2 separate regions of the Homo sapiens genome follow, and region 1 is linked to region 2. A link is an interaction called in ENCODE POLR2A ChIA-PET data of the cell type or tissue named here. Cell type or tissue: PC-3. All regions are shown on one strand. Each heading gives the region's core, and the rest is flanking DNA. Links, peaks and the distances in the headings are about the cores only.

Evidence for each region. ChIA-PET counts read pairs that join two places held together with the same protein. Peaks named below come from ENCODE experiments on the same cell type or tissue, not always from the same donor. Only the 100,000 strongest peaks of a DNase experiment are listed, where the experiment ranks them.
Region 1: POLR2A ChIA-PET joins it to region 2 with 8 read pairs; 1 of 35 experiments calls an interaction of 5 or more read pairs at or near these places.

What each region holds. Positions count from the first base shown.
Region 1 is chr21:38,169,103-38,174,481 of GRCh38, forward strand. LOC124905020 (a long non-coding RNA gene) reads left to right here. Exons shown (of 3, transcript XR_007067862.1): 2 at 67-166; 3 at 1,696-2,598. Among named protein-coding and RNA genes, the nearest start is that of DSCR10, 34 kb to the right of the region's middle. RefSeq lists an enhancer at 2,673-2,967. In PC-3, for the core only: CTCF peaks have their summits at 1,292, 1,494 and 3,153 (motif pointing right); DNase peaks (open chromatin) are centred at 1,319 and 2,759; H3K27ac peaks cover 784 bases.
Region 2 is chr21:37,642,833-37,648,211 of GRCh38, forward strand. The region is part of intron 3 of KCNJ6 (potassium inwardly rectifying channel subfamily J member 6); the gene reads right to left. The region is part of intron 1 of KCNJ6-AS1 (KCNJ6 antisense RNA 1); the gene reads left to right. Among named protein-coding and RNA genes, the nearest start is that of KCNJ6-AS1, 130 kb to the left of the region's middle. RefSeq lists an enhancer at 5,213-5,379. In PC-3, for the core only: no CTCF peak of the experiment used is centred there; no DNase peak of the experiment used is centred there; H3K27ac peaks cover 542 bases.

The sequences.
Region 1 (5,379 bases), core at 83-5,082, 530 kb after region 2:
TCCCTCCAGGTGAGTTCTGTCTTGAGGCCTCTCTTTCATTTGTTCCCCCTGCTCTGTGGTTTCTAGGTGCATTGCCCATCCTTCAGAGAGCTCTGTGTGAATCCATAAAAGGTGCTTAAAGCTTTTCACTCCATGAAGCCTCATCTGTCTCATGAAAGCAATAAATGTAAGTGGACATTTGGGAGGAAATGTTTGCTTTGCATGCTCATAACTGGATGGCTCATTTGGATGGAGATTGCCCCAGACATCCATGTAAGTCCTCCATCCTAGTAGACAGCAAACTACTGCAGCACGAACCATATTACATTACTAACACACTACAAATTATACTGATACACACTACATATCACAATAATTCACATTACATATTACATTAGTAACATCCTCCATATTACATGATTAACTCATTACACCTTATATGAGCTGGTTTGTGCTGCTCCCTATGTAAGCACCCTCTGTAATTCCATCAGGATCTCAAAGGTCTGGAGCTCAGGTTCAGCCACAGTACCTGCAATGCAATGAAATTAATGGTATTATGATAGTAATGATATGATAATATTAATGCAGGCTGTTGTGCAGTACACCTACTAAGGTTCTGGGAAATAGAATCCACAAGACATGATATACACCTTATCCTTCCTTTTCCTCCAAAACACTGCCACGATCTATCAACACCATCATTTAACAGATGTTGAAAGAAAGACTCTAAAAAATAACTTGCCCAAGGCCAGTCAGTGAGTTGGCTGCAAACTCTCTGTCTTTCCCCATTTCTTCCTTTTCTCTATTCCACGTAGTATTTAAGTCATCACCTCCTGTTCACCCCACAGTGCTCAGCTCTGCCACCCCTCACTCACTGGAGCACCAGTGCTCAGGTCACCCACTATGCCTACCTTGCACATCCCACCTCTGGCTGCACCCACAGGCTCACGCTAGGCAGGGAAGGGCAGGTAAGGGCATCAGGCATTGTGCCCTTCCATAGCCAGGCTCATGGAGGGCTTTCTGAGCAGAGATTCTAATTCTGCCAGCTGACCTGGTAGAAGCCCCCAGGCTGCAGCCCTGTTCTGCCCACTTCCACTCCCATGCATAGGGACATCCACAACATCCACACTCCAGGTAACTGAATCCACCTCCCCACTGCAGCATTTCAGAAGATGCTAAGTGCAGGATGAACCACACACTTCCTTCTCCAAACTGGGCCACTTTTGAGAGTAAAAGAGGCATTATTAATAACTGAGACAACAGGTGGATGCTGGACATATGTCATTCACCCTGTTTGACAAACTCCTGTCGCCTCTCACCAGCAGAGGAGGCTGTGAGACCAGAAGACTTGGAAGGAAGTGGCAGGCACTGATTGTTTCTAAGGGAGCTGGGTTGGATCCTCGTTTTGTGTGGTTGGGAGGCTGGCAGCTGGCAGTCCCCTCAAGCCAAGCATGATGTAGTGGGGGTAGGTTATCTTTCTTCTCACTGCCTTAGTGTCCTCAGGATTGCCTTGGGGCCACTTTTCTTGTCATCAGGAAGTGAGCAGGACCACAGCTGATGACCCTCAGCCTGTCATTTTGGTGCAATCCAGGGTTTAACTGGCCGGGGAGTAAAGGGGACTGTTGCACCATTCCAGGCTGGCTGAGCCTTGTATCTCACCTCCCCACATCTCTGTATCCCTGGGGCTAAATGGGGCTGTTTCCATGCTCCTTCTAGAAGCTTCTCCAGCACCAGCCTTCCCCCAAACCAGAACAAGAGCATTGATCTACACCCAAGAGGAGCAGGAATCAGCAGAAACACAATGGAACAAACTGATATGCCATCTAGTGGAAACACAGAAAGCCTCAAATGAAAATCTCAGCCAAAATGAGGCCACTCAACCAGTGTCCAGTGAATCAAGTTTCTGACAAAAGTCAGCTAAATCAAACACCTCTGTGTTTCACCCTTTTTGATGGCAACGCCTTAAATGTGACTGCTGCTCAGAAAGCCAAGTAAAGAAAATATAATGGGGCTGCTATTGGCTCATTCCGAATCAGGCATTTTCTCTCAGGTCAGCATTTGGGATCAGAATTTTGATTACATAATATTGTCGAAGGCAACAGAAAAGGACCATTGACTCACAGGGTGTTACAGCTGATAAAGGACTTCAGAATTAATCAACAAACATTGAGGCAACATTAACTAAAGGTCAAGAACTATTCTAACCACCTTATAAATATTTATTCACTTAATTCTCACAGCAGCCCTATATATAAGCACTAGCATTATCTCCACTTGACAGATAAGGAAACTGAGGCATGAAAAAGTTAAGAAAGGTGCTCAGGGACACACAGCTGATAAGGCTTCGCACCCGTTTGGTTAGGCTCGGAAGCCACTGCACCATGCCCAAGGTCACAGAGCAAGGAGTCCAAGCAGTATTTCCCTTACTCAGAGATATGAATAGCCAGAAACACTTAGGATGTTTGGTTTTACAACCCACAACCTCCTCCCCCACCTTCGCCAAAAGATAAACTATTTTCTTTTTTTCTGGAACTTACCTAACATAACATAATCTACATAAATCTACAAAATAATGTTGTTCATGAGAAAGGCATATTCGATTCAAGCTTATCCACCTTAAACTGCTTCTGCATAACCAACCTAGACGTATACAGAGTCCCTTCTGTTAGTTCCTTTGATGGATTTTTGCTTTTTTTCTCCTGAAAGTAAAAAGCAGGAACATATACTGTGATTTATTAGGTTTTGCATCTGTGACAAGGAATGCAGTCCTAGAGAGGGCGGTAATTAGCTAATGCTTCTGGAATGCTGCTTCCTTCCCACCAGCCCCTGGAGGTCAGCAGGCCAGGGGCGAAGGCAGCTTTGTCCTGCCCCTATGGGAGGTTGTGTTTCTCGACCCAGTGTCTTGAGTTTGCTTCGGGGCCGGCATCTATGGAGAGCAGGGAGCATTTGCACTCCTTGGGGAAGAGGCATGAGGAGGGGCAGCGGTGTCCTAAGCTCCTAGTGACTCAGTCTATTCTTGACCTGCCATCACAGGGATGAGTTTGGCCTGAATGAAAGTCACACACCCTGAGCAGGCTCTGAGGTTTGGTTTAGTCCACAGTTTTTCAACCTCAGGACTATTGACGTTTTGTCGTGGGGCTACTGGATGCACTGTGAAATGTTAACAGCATCCCTGACCCTCCACCACTAGATGCCAGTAATGGCTGTAACCGTAATAGGTTCGCTGCCTGATGGGCAGCCAGCAAGTCAGTACACCGAGACAGCCAGTTGCAGCAGAGAAAGAGGGTTCATTGCAGAGCCGCTGAATAAGACGGGAGGAAACCTCAAATTTGTCTCCCCGAGGAGTTTTAGGGTTAGGGTTTTTAAGGGTTTTAGAGTTGACCAAAGTGTGGAGATCAGTGGTTGATCGAAGAGTGCAGGGTGAAGGCATTGGACAAGAAGATGAAGACGCTGTATTCTCATACTGATTCAGTTCCTCTGTGAGGTGAGGGTCTTCTAACTGGTTGGTGTGAGCTGTTCCACTGGAATTCAGGATCTGAAAAGCATCTTAAGCAATTTTTTTTTTTTTTTTTTGAGACAGAGTCTCACTCTGTCATCCAGGCTAGAGTGCAGTGGTGCGATCTCGGCTCCCTGCAAGTTCCACCTCCCGGGTTGACGCCATTCTCCTGCTTCAGCCTCCCGAGTAGCTGGGACTACAGGCGCCCACCACCACGCCCAGCTAATTTTTTGTATTTTTACTAGAGACGGGGTTTCACTGTGTTAGCCAGGATGGTCTCGATCTCCTGACTTCATGATCAGCCCGCCTCGGCCTCCCAAAGTGCTGGGATTACAGGCGTGAGCCACTGCGCCTGGCCACATCTTAAGCAATTTTTAAGCAAAAGCCTTGTGATTCTAACCTCAGAGATGCTATCTATAAGAACAACAGGGATACAGATGGTCAGTGTCTAGGCCTACCTGACTTTCTGTTACAAGGAAGTGGGCCGAAGTGCAGCCTGATTAATGCTTAATTATAACTATATTTCTGTACAGAATTCTTGTTAAGAATTATTGGGTCCAGGATTGACCTAATTTTCCCAAATTATTTAAGATTAATTATAACATGGCCTCTCAGATTGGTTCAAGGGTAGAGTGAGGGGGACCATGCCATTTGGGAAGAGCCATTCAGACATGTCTAATAAGTAAGCATTGCTTTTCTCTACCTTACTCAATATTCTTTACAGATTTCAGAAACAGCCTAAAACAACATTCCACACATTGAATGCATATACTAGTTCACAGTGAGGCCCTAGAGTACTGGAAGCAAAGCTGGGAAAAATTAAAATTCTAAATCTTCTACACAGTAAATGCAAACATGAACTGGACATTCCTCATTTCTTCCATATTTCCTTTTCTACCATCTTTAGCCTATTCTCAGCCTCAGATGGACTGACGCATTAAAGCTCCAGAGTGTGGGTAATTTATGGAACTTGAAAAATGCATGTCTGGGAGCCATGGAGAGAGGGGGAAAGGGCAGTCCCAATCAGACCCTCAGTCTCCTCTTTGTCTTTCATGTACTCTCTAATGTCTACTCCATTGAGTGTACTCTTGGTACCCAACTCCTTTAATGGGAGAAGCTTTCAGCTGTTGCTCAGGGTATTGCTGCTCATATGCACTAAAGCCATTGAGCACACTATTCAGGGGACCCTCACCAGCCCTCTTGGATATTTGCACTATTGGTGGTCCTGAGGTGACCTCAAGGATGAGTCATAGGAGTTAGTCAATCTTTCAAAGGGAGTGTCTGTTCCCTCTGCTGGGAGATCGTGTGTTATTTGATGCAAATTTTCAATACAAACCCACTTTAAATACAGAAGACATCCCAGATGGAAAGGAAAAACCTTTTCAGACAGCTATTCTTCAATTTGGTTTCTGGAGGCATAATTTTCTTCGATGGTAGGCAGAATTCTAAGATGACTTGTGCCTTGAATAATCCCTTCCTCTTGAGTAGGGGCAAGAGCTGTGGATATGATGGGATCTCACTTTGTGTTATAATGTATGGCAAAAGGGACTTCTGCAGATGCAATTAAGGTCTCTTAACAGATGAGTTAAGGTAAAGGGAGACTGCCCCGGTTGGGCCTTATCTAATCAGGTGAATTCTTATGGTCTTAAAGTCTGAGACAGAAGTCAGAGAGAGGCATGTTCCTGCTGGCCTGGAAGAAGAAAGCAGCCACAGTAGCTAGAACCAAAGAGTGGTCTGAGAGCTGAAAGCAGCCTCAGCCCAGGAGCCAGCAAGAAAATGGGGACCTCAGTGCTACAATCAGAAGGAACTGAATTCTGCCAGCAACCAGAGAGCTGGAAGAGGGCCCTAAGCCTCAGATGACCTTCCAGCCCTGGCTCAATAACTTATGTTGTTTTAAGTCACTA
Region 2 (5,379 bases), core at 73-5,072:
AAAAAGATACTTATAACTAAAATGTCTTCATCATGAAAGATAAAAGCAGGATCTGTGATCCTGAGCATGCCCTCTGGTGAGTTGACAAGTCTTGGGAAAGCTTATGTGATATTATTGCTCTGTGTAGCTGAAACATAAACATCTATGTCAATGGACTTTATGATTCTAGTAAAAACAGACAGACCTCCAAGTTTTGAGTATGATAACTGAACAATATAGAGCTATGGGTGGTGGGGGGGACAGCTTAACAAAAGACTTAGGATCTTTTTGATGGACAACAGGCATATAGTTGGGCAATTTTCATGGATCTATGGGCTCCAGTCCTAGTATGTTTACCACTGGTGTTAAAGGCAGGTATTGTGCTTTTGAGAAGACAAAAGCTCCTAGGAAACTCTGTCTACATTGTTTCTGTAGCAGTCAAGTGGAAAAAACAGTAGAGGCAAACCCTCTATGATGGTCTCATCTTAATTACCTAGCCCTTCATGAAACCAGGAGCTCAGGGAAGCCACCCTGTGGACAGGAAACAGACTGGCCATCAGACCAAGACACTCAGAGCCAAGGGACCTGGTAAGAGTGAGTGCAGTGGTTTCAGAGCTCCTGTTGTGGGCAAACTCACTGGTCTGGCCCTGCCTCTACCCTTGCTCCTGGAAAAGGAAGAATGCCTTTAGCTGGGCCCTGAAGAATGGGCAAGGGGTGGGTAGCTGGAGGGGCCAGGGAGTTGCTGCACGGGAGTCGGACCAATGTGTGTCAGGGTCTCTATCTGTTGTTTGCAAACAAGCTCTGGACTAAGGTGATACCACCCAGATGTGGACACCTGAGGAAAAGCTAAATTTGTCATCCTGTGCAAACTATTGGTCTCCCACAATCCCCTGTGACCCCTTAGGTCTCTAGACCTCCCTTTGCCACACATTTGCATCTGGGCAATTATCCAGGAAGGTGAAAGTGAATAGAAAGGTCTCCTGAAGGCAGAGGGTTACTAGAGAGAAAGAAGTTTAGACCTAAAAACAGAAATATCAATCGACCCAGCAGTCCCATTACTGGGTACATACCCAGAGGAATATAAATTTTTCTGTTACAAAGACACATGCATGTGTAGGTTCATTGCAGCACTATTCACAATAGCAAAGACATGAAATCAACCTAAATGCCTATCAATTGTGGATTGGATAAAGAAAATGTGGTACATATACACCATGGAATACTATGCAGCCATAAAAAAGAATGAGATCATGTTCTTTGCAGGAACATGGATGGAGCTGGAGGGCATTATCCTCAGCAAACTCATGCAGAAACACAAAACCAAATACCACATGTTCTCACTTAAAAGTGGGAGCTAAATTATGAGAACTCATGAACACATAGAGGGGAACAACACACACTGGGGCCTGGTGGAGGGCAGAGGGTGGAGGAGGGAGAGGATCAGGAAAAATAACCAATGGGTGTTAGGCTTAATACCTGGCTAATAAAATAAGCTGTATAAAAAATCCCCATGACGCAAGTTTACCTATACAACAAACCTGCACATGTACCCCTGAACTTAAAATAAAAGTTAAAAAAAGGAGAACTTTTACTGATTTGTCAAAGCATATAATGCCATATAATACCTATTAAAACAACTTTTGGTTCCCCAAACCGAGATTTGCCTCTGTGGTATAAGATGCATGTGTCTAAGGCTTGATTTAGTAACTGGGTAATTTACTTGTTGGAAGGAAATAGAACGTGTAAACCTCTCCCCCCGACATATTTTTAGGTCTATGAATCTGACTGATATTTCAGAAGTATAGAGAAACTGGAGAAATTAAACTAAAAATTAAACACAGCTTACGCCTGGCCTAGCTATAGTTCACTTTTATTGCCTTTTCATAATTGTTTACGTTCTCATTAATTTTGCACCTCGGGAGCCACATTTGATCAATTTGCAGAGTGATAAAATATCGCCATTCTCTGAGGACCAGTTTGTACCCTGCTTTGTTAATAGCCTGTCAAAAGGAAATGCCTTGAGCGTGTTTTAAATTCTTCTTAAAGTTAAGGGAGACTGGCGAAACAATAGCCGGACTTCCTGCCCTCCCTCCTCACCTCCGCATCCTTTCTAAAAGATTCCAAGGTGCCCTTCTCATGGGGAGGAGGGCTGATGAGCAAGGGAAGAAGAAAGGAGAGCATCACTGGTTGCAAGAAAACAGGTGGGTTTTTTTTTTTTTTTTTTGTGAAAAAACAGACTTTAAAGAATTTTGAACCAAAAGCAATAGATTTTTTAAAACAAGGCTGGGTATGGTGGCTCAAACTCGTAATCCCAGCAATTTGGGAGGCTGAGGCAGGAGGATCATTTGAGGCCAGAGTTAGAGACCAGCCTGGGCGACATAAAGAGACCTTGTCTCTACATAAAATAAAACAAATTTAGCTGGGTGTGGTCCCAGCTACTCAGGAGGGGAGGCTGAATAGGGAGGATTGCTTGAACCCCAGAGGTCGAGGCTGTGGTGAGCCATGATTGCACTACTGCACTCCAGCCTAGGCAATACAGCAAGACTCTGTCTTTAAAAACAAACAAATAAAAACAAATAAACAAAAAAACCAAACAAGCTCCTTACAGAGTGACTCACAAATCCAGCACCAGGAAGATGATAAAATAGAGACATATTTATCGAAGCAACCACATCTTCTCGTGGGTCATCTAATGAAGGCAGTCTTAAATTGAAATAGTGGGCAAATTTGGAAAAGTAAATGTAGTTTGCATCCTCCATGTTTGTGAAGGTCTGTGGATCTTGGTGGCAGTGAAGTGTTTGAACCATGTTTAATAGGGAAGTTTTGTCCCAGAGGTTCTAAGCCATTCTGCCTAGGCTGCTCTGGGGCTGCGGTGACCCTGGAACGGGTGAGCACCCAGTGGTATCCCAGGTACCAGTGTTCCTTTGGTGGTAGCTACTAGACTAGAAAATATTACTTGTAGAGTCACGTAGCAGCCTTTTCCAGAGCTTCTTCATAAATCTGATTCATTTTTACTATTAGAGCTGTCTCAAGAGGTCCAGAGTCCAGTGCACAGCCTCTCTTGTGATCTGCTGGAAGTCCCTCACTTCTTCGGACTTAACAGTGAACAGTTAATAAAACGGGGGTAAAAATCCACTTATGACTCTGTTAAGGACTCTCACCCTTTCTTCACACTTGGAATCTTTCCTGACTTGTGGAAAATTTGGTTTGGTTTATAGAATGTGAGACAAGCCTTCTGAATTCGTACATCCTCGTAAATGTATGCGTAATACATTTAGAAGTCAGAGAGTCTCCTTCAGTCCAAGTCTAGTTTTGAAGTATTTATTTCAAGTGTATATATCAACGGATCTCTACATTCCTACATTAACTGGGGTAATGTAACCTAGGAGAGTTTAGCATTTCAAATATTTTTTATATATATTTCATAAGAAATATTTTCAGGAACAAATGAAAACTTGGTGTGGCAAAATAAACCCCCACCACGCTACATCCCTTGGCTCACAAATCACCACCATGTGCCCAAGTTCTGTCCTGTGAAATTCTAGTAATAACAGGATTATCTCATCAATTTATATTCACACCTGTAGCTTGTTATTATCCCGGGGTGACATGAGATCCTTGTAGCTTAATCATTTATTTGGCTCAGGCTTTTAAAGACGAGCGGGAGCTGAGTAACAGCACTGTGTGCCTCTCTGGGCTAATCTCTGTCATCTCAACACACTGTTTTCCCTCTAGGGAGGGTTGGCATGTTCCAGTTCCAGCAGCCGGTGTGCCGGGCGATGTTCAGCAGAGCCAGAGAGCAGGAACAGCAGGTACCAGAATCCTGGGTCACGGTGCAGTTTCAGTTAGTTTTTTAAATTATTTTTATTTTTTTTTTTGAGACGGAGTTGGCTCTGTCGCCCAGGCTGGAGTGCAGTGGTGCGATCTCGGCTCACTGCAAGCTCCGCCTCCCGGGTTCACGGCATTCTCCTGCCTCAGCCTCCCCAGTAGCTGGGACTACAGGCGCCTGCCACCACGCCCGGCTAATTTGTTGTACTTTTTTAGTAGAGACGGGGTTTCACACGTGTTAGCCAAGACTGTCTCCATCTCCTGACCTCGTGATCCGCCCACCTCAGCCTCCCAAAGTGCTGGGATTACAGGCCTGAGCCACCGTGCCTGGCCAAGTTTCAGTTAGTTTAGTTTCAACAGCAGCTCTTCCAAGGTGGTGGAAATAGACTGTGTGTAGGGATCAGAGCGACGGGGAGGGATGGAGCCCTTTCATCTGTCCTATTTTGAGGAAGACAAGTCATGTATTAAATGAAGTAATACATGAGGATATAGCACAGGGCAGAACATGTAACATGTTCTTCATGACATCACTTATTATGCATGGGCTATTATTGGTATCCTTATTATAACTTGAAGGGGCTGACTTAATTCTTACTTTTTAGCTCATTTCTTTGGATCCATGAGGTTTTTTGGTCTTACTTCTAAGAGTGTCCTATTAGACATAAAGACTTGGCCGACAGATGTGTGTATGAGTAGGGTCGGGATGGAGGGGAAGCTGTATTTTGTGTCTATGTCAGAAACGGCTTAGTTCTGGGTTAGTGTCTTAACCATGTCTTTTATTTTCTGTATTCTGATCCTTTGACATCTGAGGCTGTGCTGACCCAATTGCCAGAGACCAGTAAACAACATTTGCCCATGGAATCACTTTTCAGATGCAAACCAATGGCTCCAGGGTCCATACCCCCAATCACTTCTCTCATGAAGCTCTCTCACTCCAGGCCATGATCCACTCACCTTAATCCCCCCCAGAGTTAGGCCTCAAACATTAGGGACAGTCTCCATGCTCCAGAGTCTGCTGAAATGATCCAAACTAGCCCATCCTAAGCCTGCTGACCAGCATCATCCATTCCTTCTCATGGAAACCATGATAAGGGGTCTTGCCCACAGCTTCCCTCCCTTGTTCCCTCCTGGCTGACAGGGTGCTTCCTCATGTGGAACACCTCTGCCCCCCAATGACATGGTGTGGCCCCGACTTTGGGAACTGTGAGTAACAAACACCTCAGCAGAGCTTTGTGGCAGCAGAGGCAGCATCTATACCTTGGTTTATGTTGATATTGCGTGGAAAATGGCACTGCTAACACTGATTGCATTTCCTGGACCTCAAGTTGGGACAAGCAGTCTGAGCTGGCAGAATGTGTCAGAAGTCATGCCTGTGATCCGTGACTGTTCTGAGGCTGCAGGAAGCCTTTCCAGCCTGGGTTAGCCAGGAGTGAGCTGGGCTGCTGCTACCACTGACCCTCATCAGACAGCCCAGGGAGGGGGACATCAGGCTGAAGCACAGCTGGTAGGGGTGGCATTTCTGAGCATGCAGGTGTAAAACGGGGGAGGAATCTACAGGGGAGGAGGCTGTGC